Regions from separate parts of the Homo sapiens genome. Here region 1 is linked to region 2. Evidence: chromatin contacts called from ENCODE Hi-C or POLR2A ChIA-PET data. All regions are on one chromosome and are shown on one strand. The core of a region is the stretch at or near the end of the contact, and the rest is flanking DNA. Distances in the headings are between cores, read along the strand shown. Region 1 overlaps NTM (neurotrimin). Region 2 overlaps NTM (neurotrimin).

The links. A loop is a pair of places that touch in the nucleus more often than their neighbours do. ChIA-PET counts read pairs that join two places held with the same protein, here RNA polymerase II (POLR2A). Pooled maps may share reads with other maps.
Region 1: a map of endothelial cell of umbilical vein shows a loop between it and region 2 (6-fold over the local background). The contact joins two enhancer-like sites. A Hi-C loop is called at or near these places in 1 of 168 maps with a recorded cell type or tissue (endothelial cell of umbilical vein) and 2 of 50 pooled maps. POLR2A ChIA-PET finds 5 or more read pairs at or near these places in 1 of 52 experiments (Panc1).

Annotation. Positions count from the first base shown.
Region 1 is chr11:132,069,208-132,073,756 of GRCh38, forward strand. All of the region lies in intron 2 of NTM (neurotrimin), which reads left to right. LOC124902795 (a long non-coding RNA gene) reads left to right here. Exons shown (of 2, transcript XR_007062958.1): 1 at 1-1,758; 2 at 1,967-4,549. Among named protein-coding and RNA genes, the nearest start is that of NTM-AS3, 170 kb to the left of the region's middle. Within about 2 kb of position 3,009, at least 5 of the 41 ENCODE cell types and tissues checked have a DNase peak (open chromatin) inside an H3K27ac peak, as active enhancers do.
Region 2 is chr11:131,692,508-131,696,653 of GRCh38, forward strand. The region is part of intron 1 of NTM (neurotrimin); the gene reads left to right. Among named protein-coding and RNA genes, the nearest start is that of NTM-AS1, 31 kb to the left of the region's middle. Within about 2 kb of position 2,089, at least 2 of the 41 ENCODE cell types and tissues checked have a DNase peak (open chromatin) inside an H3K27ac peak, as active enhancers do.

The DNA of each region.
Region 1 (4,549 bases), core at 1,759-4,258, 380 kb after region 2:
ATCACAGGTTAGTTAACACGTCACTCAGCCAAGTTAACACGTCACACTGACCATCACAGATTAGTTAACACGTCACTCAGCCAAGTTAACACGTCACACTGACCATCACAGGTTAGTTAACACGTCACACAGCCAAGTTAACACGTCACACTGACCATCACAGGTTAGTTAACACGTCACTCAGCCAAGTTAACACGTCAAACTGACTGTCACCGGTTAGTTAACACGTCACACAGCCAAGTTAACACGTCAAACTGACCGTCACAGGTTAGTTAACATGTCACACAGCCAAGTTAACACGTCACACTGACCGTCACAGGTTAGTTAACACGTCACCCAGCCAAGTTAACACGTCAAACTGACCGTCACAGGTTAGTTAACACGTCACACAGACAAGTTAACACATCACACTGACCGTCACAGGTTAGTTAACAGGTCACCCAGCCAAGTTAACACGTCACACTGACCATCACAGGTTAGTTAACACGTCACACAGCCAGGTTAACACGTCACACTGACCATCACAGGTTAGTTAACACGTCACACAGCCAAGTTAACACGTCAAACTGACGATCACAGGTTAGTTAACACGTCACACAGCCAAAACACATCAAACTGACCATCACAGGTTAGCTAACACGTCACACAGCCAAGTTAACACGTCACACTGACCGTCACAGGTTAGTTTACACGTCACACAGCCAAAACACGTCAAACTGACCATCACAGGTTAGTTAACATGTCACACAGCCAAGTTAACACGTCAAACTGACGATCACAGGTTAGTTAACACGTCACACAGCCAAGTAAGTTAACACGTCAAACTGACCGTCACAGGTTAGTTAACACGTCACACAGCCAAGTTAACACGTCACACAGCCAAGTTAACACGTCAAACTGACCGTCACAGGTTAGTTAACACGTCACACAGCCAAGTTAACACGTCAAACTGACCGTCACAGGTTAGTTAACACGTCACACAGCCAAGTTAACACGTCAAACTGACCATCACAGGTTAGTTAACACGTCACACAGCCAAAACACGTCAAACTGACCATCACAGGTTAGTTAACGTGTCACACAGCCAAGTTAACACGTCAAACTGACGATCACAGGTTAGTTTACACGTCACACAGCCAAAACACGTCAAACTGACCATCACAGGTTAGTTAACACGTCACACAGCCAAGTAAGTTAACACGTCAAACTGACCGTCACAGGTTAGTTAACACGTCACACAGCCAAGTTAACACATCACACAGCCAAGTTAACACGTCAAACTGACCGTCACAGGTTAGTTAACACGTCACACAGCCAAGTTAACACGTCAAACTGACCGTCACAGTTTAGTTAACACGTCACACAGCCAAGTTAACACGTCAAACTGACCATCACAGGTTAGTTAACACATCACACAGCCAAAACACGTCAAACTGACCACCACAGGTTAGTTAACACGTCACACAGCCAAGTTAACACGTCAAACTGACCATCACAGGTTAGTTAACACGTCACACAGCCAAGTTAACACGTCAAACTGACCGTCACAGGTTAGTTAACACGTCACTCACCCAGGTTAACACGTCACACTGACCGTCACAGGTTAGTTAACACGTCACACAGCCAAGTTAACACGTCACACTGACCATCACAGGTTAGTTAACACGTCACTCAGCCAAGTTAACACGTCACACTGACCGTCACAGGTTAGTTAACACGTCACACAGCCAAGTTAACACGTCAAACTGACCGTCACAGGTTAGTTAACACGTCACACAGCCAAGTTAACACGTCACACTGACCATCACAGGTTGGTTAACACGTCACTCAGCCAAGTTAACACGTCACACTGACCGTCACAGGTTAGTTAACACGTCACACAGCCAGGTTAGCACGTCACACTGAGAATCACAGGTTAGTTAACACGTCACACAGTCAAGTTAACACGTCAAACTGACCATCACAGGTTAGTTAACACGTCACACAGCCAAGTTAACACGTCACACTGACCATCACAGGTTAGTTAACACGTCACTCAGCCAAGTTAACACGTCACACTGACCATCACAGGTTAGTTAACACGTCACACAGCCAAGTTAACACGTCACACTGACCATCACAGGTTAGTTAACACGTCACTCAGCCAAGTTAACACGTCACACTGACCATCACAGGTTAGTTAACACGTCACACAGCCAAGTTAACACGTCACACTGACCACCACCGTGCTTGCCTGTATTAAGCCCTTGATGCCTGTGTATCTGTTAAAATGAAAGACTGTGATAGTAGAATGTTCCCTTCCTATCAGTGAGGAGATCATTTGATTCAAATGTGGGAAAAATTAAAGATCATGAAAATACATTAGCCATGATTATAATGGGAGTGTGGGGAAGGGCATGGTAAATATTTAGAATAAGCTAAACTTCTAATGAAATGAGATCTCCTCAGCTGGGGCTGGTGGACCCAGATGAGCTTCAGTGGGTCATGAACCTCCCAGAATTATATGGGGTGTGCGTTTTTGTGTGAAAGAGAGAAAGAACATTTTTTTTTTCTGGAATTAGAGTTCATAGCTTTTATCAGATTCACACAAAAAAGTGCGTTGTATTATAAATGTAACTACCTCATATATATGGTAACCAGGTCATCCATCAGTAGCAATAGGCCTGTATTAGGAGTCCTTGACGGTGGATCTAATAAAATCTTCTGTGCTCGTAACTCACACCTACCTGGATATTCTAGAATCAGCTCTTGGAGAACTCAGAGGTAATACAGATAGTGGTTCTTATAGGGATTGGCTAGGGCAAAATTAGGAGATGCTTGTTGTACCAAAGTCTACTGGTATGTTTCCTACTAATAAATCATGCCTGATGCCCCCAAGTCAATGACTCGATAGAGGAAGTGAGTGATGAGGCAGGCAGCATAACTCTGTGAATGAGCCAACCCCAGCCCTTCCCCTGACTTAAAAAGGGGTTAATGAACACAGATGGCTGCAAACCCCCCAAGCAGCCAGCATACTGTAAAACAATATTAACATCATTGCCTTTTGAATACCATGTCTTGTAAACCCCAGGATATGACAAGCCTCTTTAGAATCTTCTTTGATTGTGTTACTCAGACTCCCGTAGGGAAGTAGGGAGGGGTAGGGGTAGATACCAGAGGAAATGTGTAATTAGGAGTCTCTTAGAACAATAAGGGTTCTCAAACACATATGTGTGCAACTGATTTGTTGCTTTTGGTATTTCTGTTGGTGAGTAATTAACTAACCATGTTTTGGGGGCAGTCTGTGCAAGCTTGGGCAATCTGATAGTTGTGAACCATGGGGAAAGAATAGTTGCCTTTAGCTATATTTTCAGAAAAATACTAAGTGGAGATGTGAATGGAAAGGAAAGAACAGACTTTCTGGAGAGATGCCATTATGGTAATGTCAGAACTTCCTTTCAGTCTCAGATAAATCTTTCTTGTTATCACCCTTATTTTTAGTTTTACTCAAGACAGGAGGCCCAGTTCAGTTGGAGAGTGCCGTGTACACAGATATCCCTGCCACCTCCCCGGGAGAGAGGCACAGGGGCCTCTGCGGGACTCTGGCCCCTTATTTTACGGTTGTGATTCCTCCTCACTGTGGTGCCTGTGTGTGGGGTTTCAGGGAGAGGGGCCTTTTGATTTGACTGCTGAGAGGAATAGGGGTTTTCTCCTGGGAACTCTTCTGAGAGAATAAGCTTTTGACAAACACTCTTTGAAAGTTACTCTATGGCCAGATGCGTGCAGATCCAAAGATGGTGTCATTTGTGAAAAATGAGGCTGGCTTATGAGCTGGGTCCATTTGCACACAGCCTGCAGCCACGGAGTCCCTCAGCTTGGAGATGTGCTAGCTCCTTCTGTCCTGTGGGCTGCTGGGGCTTTGTGTCACTGGCATCAGAAAACAGAATTTGGCAGTTCTCTAGGCTAAGGGTTTCCAAACTAAGTGTCCTCTGTATTAACAACGAGGAGCCAAAATGGGGACTTTTCTATTTGTGAAGGGGATCCAGTGAAAATAAACTGTTTTATTTTGGTGACTTTGAGTATAGGAATTGTCTTCTCTGGACCTCAGTTTATCCAACTAGAAAAATGGGAGCAGAGGTGCCTAGTTATCTTTAGGAATGTTCTGTGACTTAATGAAGCAATATTTATGTAATGATTTGGTGGTGTAAATGTCCCCAGCAGTGCATGATGTTAGTTGTATGTTTGCAAAGTACCTAGCTCCCCTGGTAAAGGTAACCTTTGTAAATGGCAAGCTATGAGTATTGTTAAAAGGACATATGGCTCCACCTTCTTTCCAAAAAAGATCACTGAGGAATATAGGGCCAGTTAAATAGCATAGAAAGAGGTTCAGAGTGTCTTGACCTGGAGCAGTTTTTAAAACCTCAGGCCAAAACTCCACTAGGAAACTCACCAAACTAACCATTATGGTCAATTTCATTTTGAAATAAAGCACCCTAATTCATCTGTCCAGGAGTCCAGGTTCCTGTGTGGCCCAAGGTTGCATTCGGAGGTCAGAGTAAATCCTGTCGCT
Region 2 (4,146 bases), core at 839-3,338:
TAATGCTAGGTCCTTTTTGAAGAAACTGAGAGAGAAAGAGAGGGGATAGAGAGGAGACAGAATGAGAGTAGACAGAGGAAAGAGAGAGCGTTTCCATTTTGGCATCTGGGCCAAGAAATGCAGCCATATAAAACTGTTCTTACCTAAGCTTTGATGTGGCATCAGGGATGAAAGTGCCTTCCCTAGCTTCATAAAGGATGTCACACAAATGCAGAGAATCAGGCAAGAACCCAAGAAACCAAATCACCCAAACCTCTGTGTGACTCCTTCAGGGTTATAGACCCTGAAAGTAAAGTCAGAGGCAAAAAAGGGGTTAAAAAGGAGACTCGATTGCCTAGTGATTCCAGGAAAGAATCAAAGGGGTGAATGTCACTGAGCATTCAGGGTTAGTGTCAGATGCTTCAGCCAAGAAATCGCACGGCAGGTCATTAAATGAATTTAGCTGGGATTCTGGGTTTTACATTGTGGTTAATTAATCTATGTAAGTATTTATAGTAGTAATGGCAGAGCAGGGACCATCAGCCAAGACAAGTCATTAGAAGGCCAAGTTGGGCAGGCCTGCAGATGGGTGGGGAGGGTTGGGACTGGGAGTTTGGCCTTGCAGGGAATCACTGTGTTCTGGGCATGGGGGTCAGGGCAGAGGTGGGCTGGGGAAATTCACAAACAATCCCAGAGCTCAGGAGTCAACACCCTGGGCAGGCTGACTGCGAGTGGGGCAGAGGCTGATTCAGGGGATTGCTTTCCTCTTTCTTAGTTGTTCTGTCTCTGTGAGGGATGAGGAAAAAAATCTCCAGCTGAAAAATGTCACCTTCAACCTGACACTGGAGCCAGAACATTTACAAATCTGCCTGTCACCATGACAGCCTGACGGATAGCAACCTTAGCCGGGACGGAGTTAAATCGCCAGGATAAGTCTTGCAAAAAGTTTTGGCTCTTAAGATTTTTATCATCAAGACAGGTTAAGGAATGGGGGGCATGGCTTCCAAACACGAAGGAGACTCAGGCCCCGTGCCTGACTTCCCAGGAAATCCAGCAGCTGCAGGATTATCTATTACCTGAGGGGAGGTGACAGGAGAAAATTACCCAGCACCAGCCCCATCTGTTGCTGAGCACCGTTTATTTCACCTTCACTTAATTCACTTGGTTTGTCATTTTTCCTTTGTCTCAGTGTCATCCACCCAAATCCTATGTATATATGCCCTGGTGTTCCCAGCTGGGCATTGTGGCTGCAGAGACAAAGCCTCGGGTATCTTTTCAATGAGCTGCAGTCACTATGGAGTGTCTCTCTCCTCCCCTCTCCACTGTCATTTCCTCCATAATTGATTAGAAACTGGAAGCGAGAGAGGAGAAGCTGCTTTTACAGCCTGGGTCTGCAGGTGGAAGCACATTCCTGTGTTTGACTTCGTCTCTGGAGACCTGTCTCTTTCAGGAAGAGGTGGAAGAGTATACATGAAGTATAGCAGACTTGTGTCACTAGGAGAGAGATTGCAAAATCTGGGCTCTCACACTATTCTTGGATGCTTGGTCACCCACCTCTCCCCGACTTTCGTTTTCTCCTCTGTCACATGGATCTAACACTTGTTCTCCTCCCTGCCAAGGTTGCTGTGAAGGCTCAATGAGACAGTATTTGCAGATGCTCACTACATCATATAGAGGCCTATTCAATGAGAACATGCATTTAAAGCAGTTAATGGTGCCTCGCATAGGAGAATTGTTCAATAAGGACCATTATTATTAGTGAGAATGTAAGTAATAGTGATGACTTGTTACCCTTGCAGCATCTACTCTTCCTCTAGTTCTCAAGCTACAGACCATTTTCATTCAACATTTATTCAGTCTCCACGGGCAGCACTGTATTCTGTCTTAGGGCTATGGTGATTTTTTAAAATGCAAACAAAATGCCATTGCTGGGTCTAGAAGCTGAGTCTGGTGGGAAAGGCCTGTGACAGAGTGGGAAGCAGGGCTTAGGTCTGCACCCAGCTCAGAGTAGGGGGAGTTGCCGGAGAAGTCCTGATGGAGAAAGTGACATCCCTCTGGGTTCTGAAGAGCTTAAGCCACCTGCTCGGTGGCGGGAAAGGGCGTGCAAGGCTGAAGCGGGAAGTGCAGTGAATGAGCTCAGGCAGGACAGGGAGCTGGGCCTGGGAACCACGGGCTGGCAGTACCTCCGAAGGACGGCTCCAGAGCCGAGACTGGACGTGTGGACAGAGGAGCTCTCGCTGAAGGAGCAGATTTGGTTTTATGCCAAGACCATGAGCTTTGCGGAAGGGCATAAAGGCTTTTAAACAGGATCAGGTGAGCCTGATGATCACTCAGGATTGGGTGGGGCGTGAATGCAGAGGAAAGATCAGCTGACAATGTAGGAATCTGGAACTCGCAGAGAAACTGCCTGCCCTTGGGACTCGCTCAGCGCCCTCGCAGCCGGAATGGGGCCTGGGAAGGGAGGAGCCCCAGCAGAGGGGCAGTCGGAGAGCCATGAAATTGCGACCTGCTGCCACCAGAGGGCAGTGTTGGACGGGCTGGGAGGAGCGCCGCCGCCGCCGGGAGGGTGCAGGAGAGAGCTGTCTGCCAGGGGAAACGCACGATGCGTTGTCCAGGACATTCTCACCTGAAAATGCTCTGGGCCACGGACAGGCTGAGGATTTTAGTACCCACCCCCCCGCCCTGAAAAGAAAAATCTCTGTGACGAGATAGGCACTGGGTTTGTATAAGAATTCAGAGTGTGGCCTTAGTGTCTTGGCCAGGCACCCAGATGCCACCTGCACACCTCTGGCTTGGTGTTGGTTTTATTGTGCTTGTCCTAAACCTAGCAGCTCCCCCTGAGATGATGTCAAAGACTGGACTGGGCTAGCTCAGAAAGGTTTCCTGAACGAATGACTTTACGCAAACCTTCATGCCGGCACATGTTTTCATACAGATTGTCTCATTGAATTTTTAGAGTGATCCGATGAGGCACATATTCAGGTTTTATAAATGCAATTCAGAGAAGTTACATGATTTTCCAGGAAATGAGGTTGTCGGGTTTTGATCCAATAGCTCAGACTCTTTCCTCTGTACCCAACAAACCTTGTCAGTCTCCTTTGTCCTTTGAAGTGGGGTGTTTTTCTCCTCCACAAGTGTCAAATCTGTGAATAGAGCATGTTTAGGAGCAACTTCACCGGCATGCCCACCTTGAGAACTAGGGGATGGAGCAGCGGGTCGGATGGAGAACCAGAAAGATTGAGCATTTATTGTAACAGAGGTCTTACATGGACGTTTCCCACGTAATCCTTAAGGCAACCCCATGGGTAGGATTATCATCCCAATATTCCATTGAGGAAAGAGGCTCAGAGAGGCAAACTTTCCCAAGGAAACACAGCTAGTATATATCAGAGGTCTATGTCCCTTCACTCCTGCGCTCTGGACTCTGATCCTGTCCCAAGAGTGACAGCAGCTGCAGTATGTGTGCCGCTCAAAGGACAGGGCTGGAGTGCATGAGAAAAACTGGACGTGTGGTGCAGAAAGGTGCATGTCTAATTATCATTGCAAACAACTAGCCTCTCAACAGAAAGTGTTGTTGATGTGACAGACATGAAAGAACCCACAGCCAAAGGGAGCCGGCCCCCAGGGGAAGGAGGGCGAATTGTACTTGGGACAAAAAGAGCTAACAGCCTCGGAGAGAACAAATGTCCTTGGTAGTATGGGGTGTGGGGTGATGTTGGGTGTTCATTGTCACGTGATGACTGTGGAAGGATGACACAGCACAGGACGCACCCGGGGAGGCCAGCAGGAAGGAGAGTTGAGTGCAAGTCCGGGAAAACAAGGCTTGATGATATGCTTTTGTATGGGAGTCTCAAGTTGCTTGAGTTAAGGTTGTCTGGGAGACATGAGTTACACCAGCACCCAGCACCATTACTTACTAGGCTCCAAAGAGGAAGACATATCAAGTTGTAGGGGCCTTCCCTTCTGCCCACAAGCCTGGATCAGACCACACAACATTGTGTTTCCATTTTCCATATGGATTCTGGACTCTTTCCAGAGAGTCATTCTTTCTCTATTAGTCCTTTTCTTTCGTACACCCTGTAGCTAAGTGACCCTCCACTGTACCTAACCTCTCTGAGCCTGATTCTCATGTGATAAATGTGGATGATACTGCTCTCCTAATGTGAC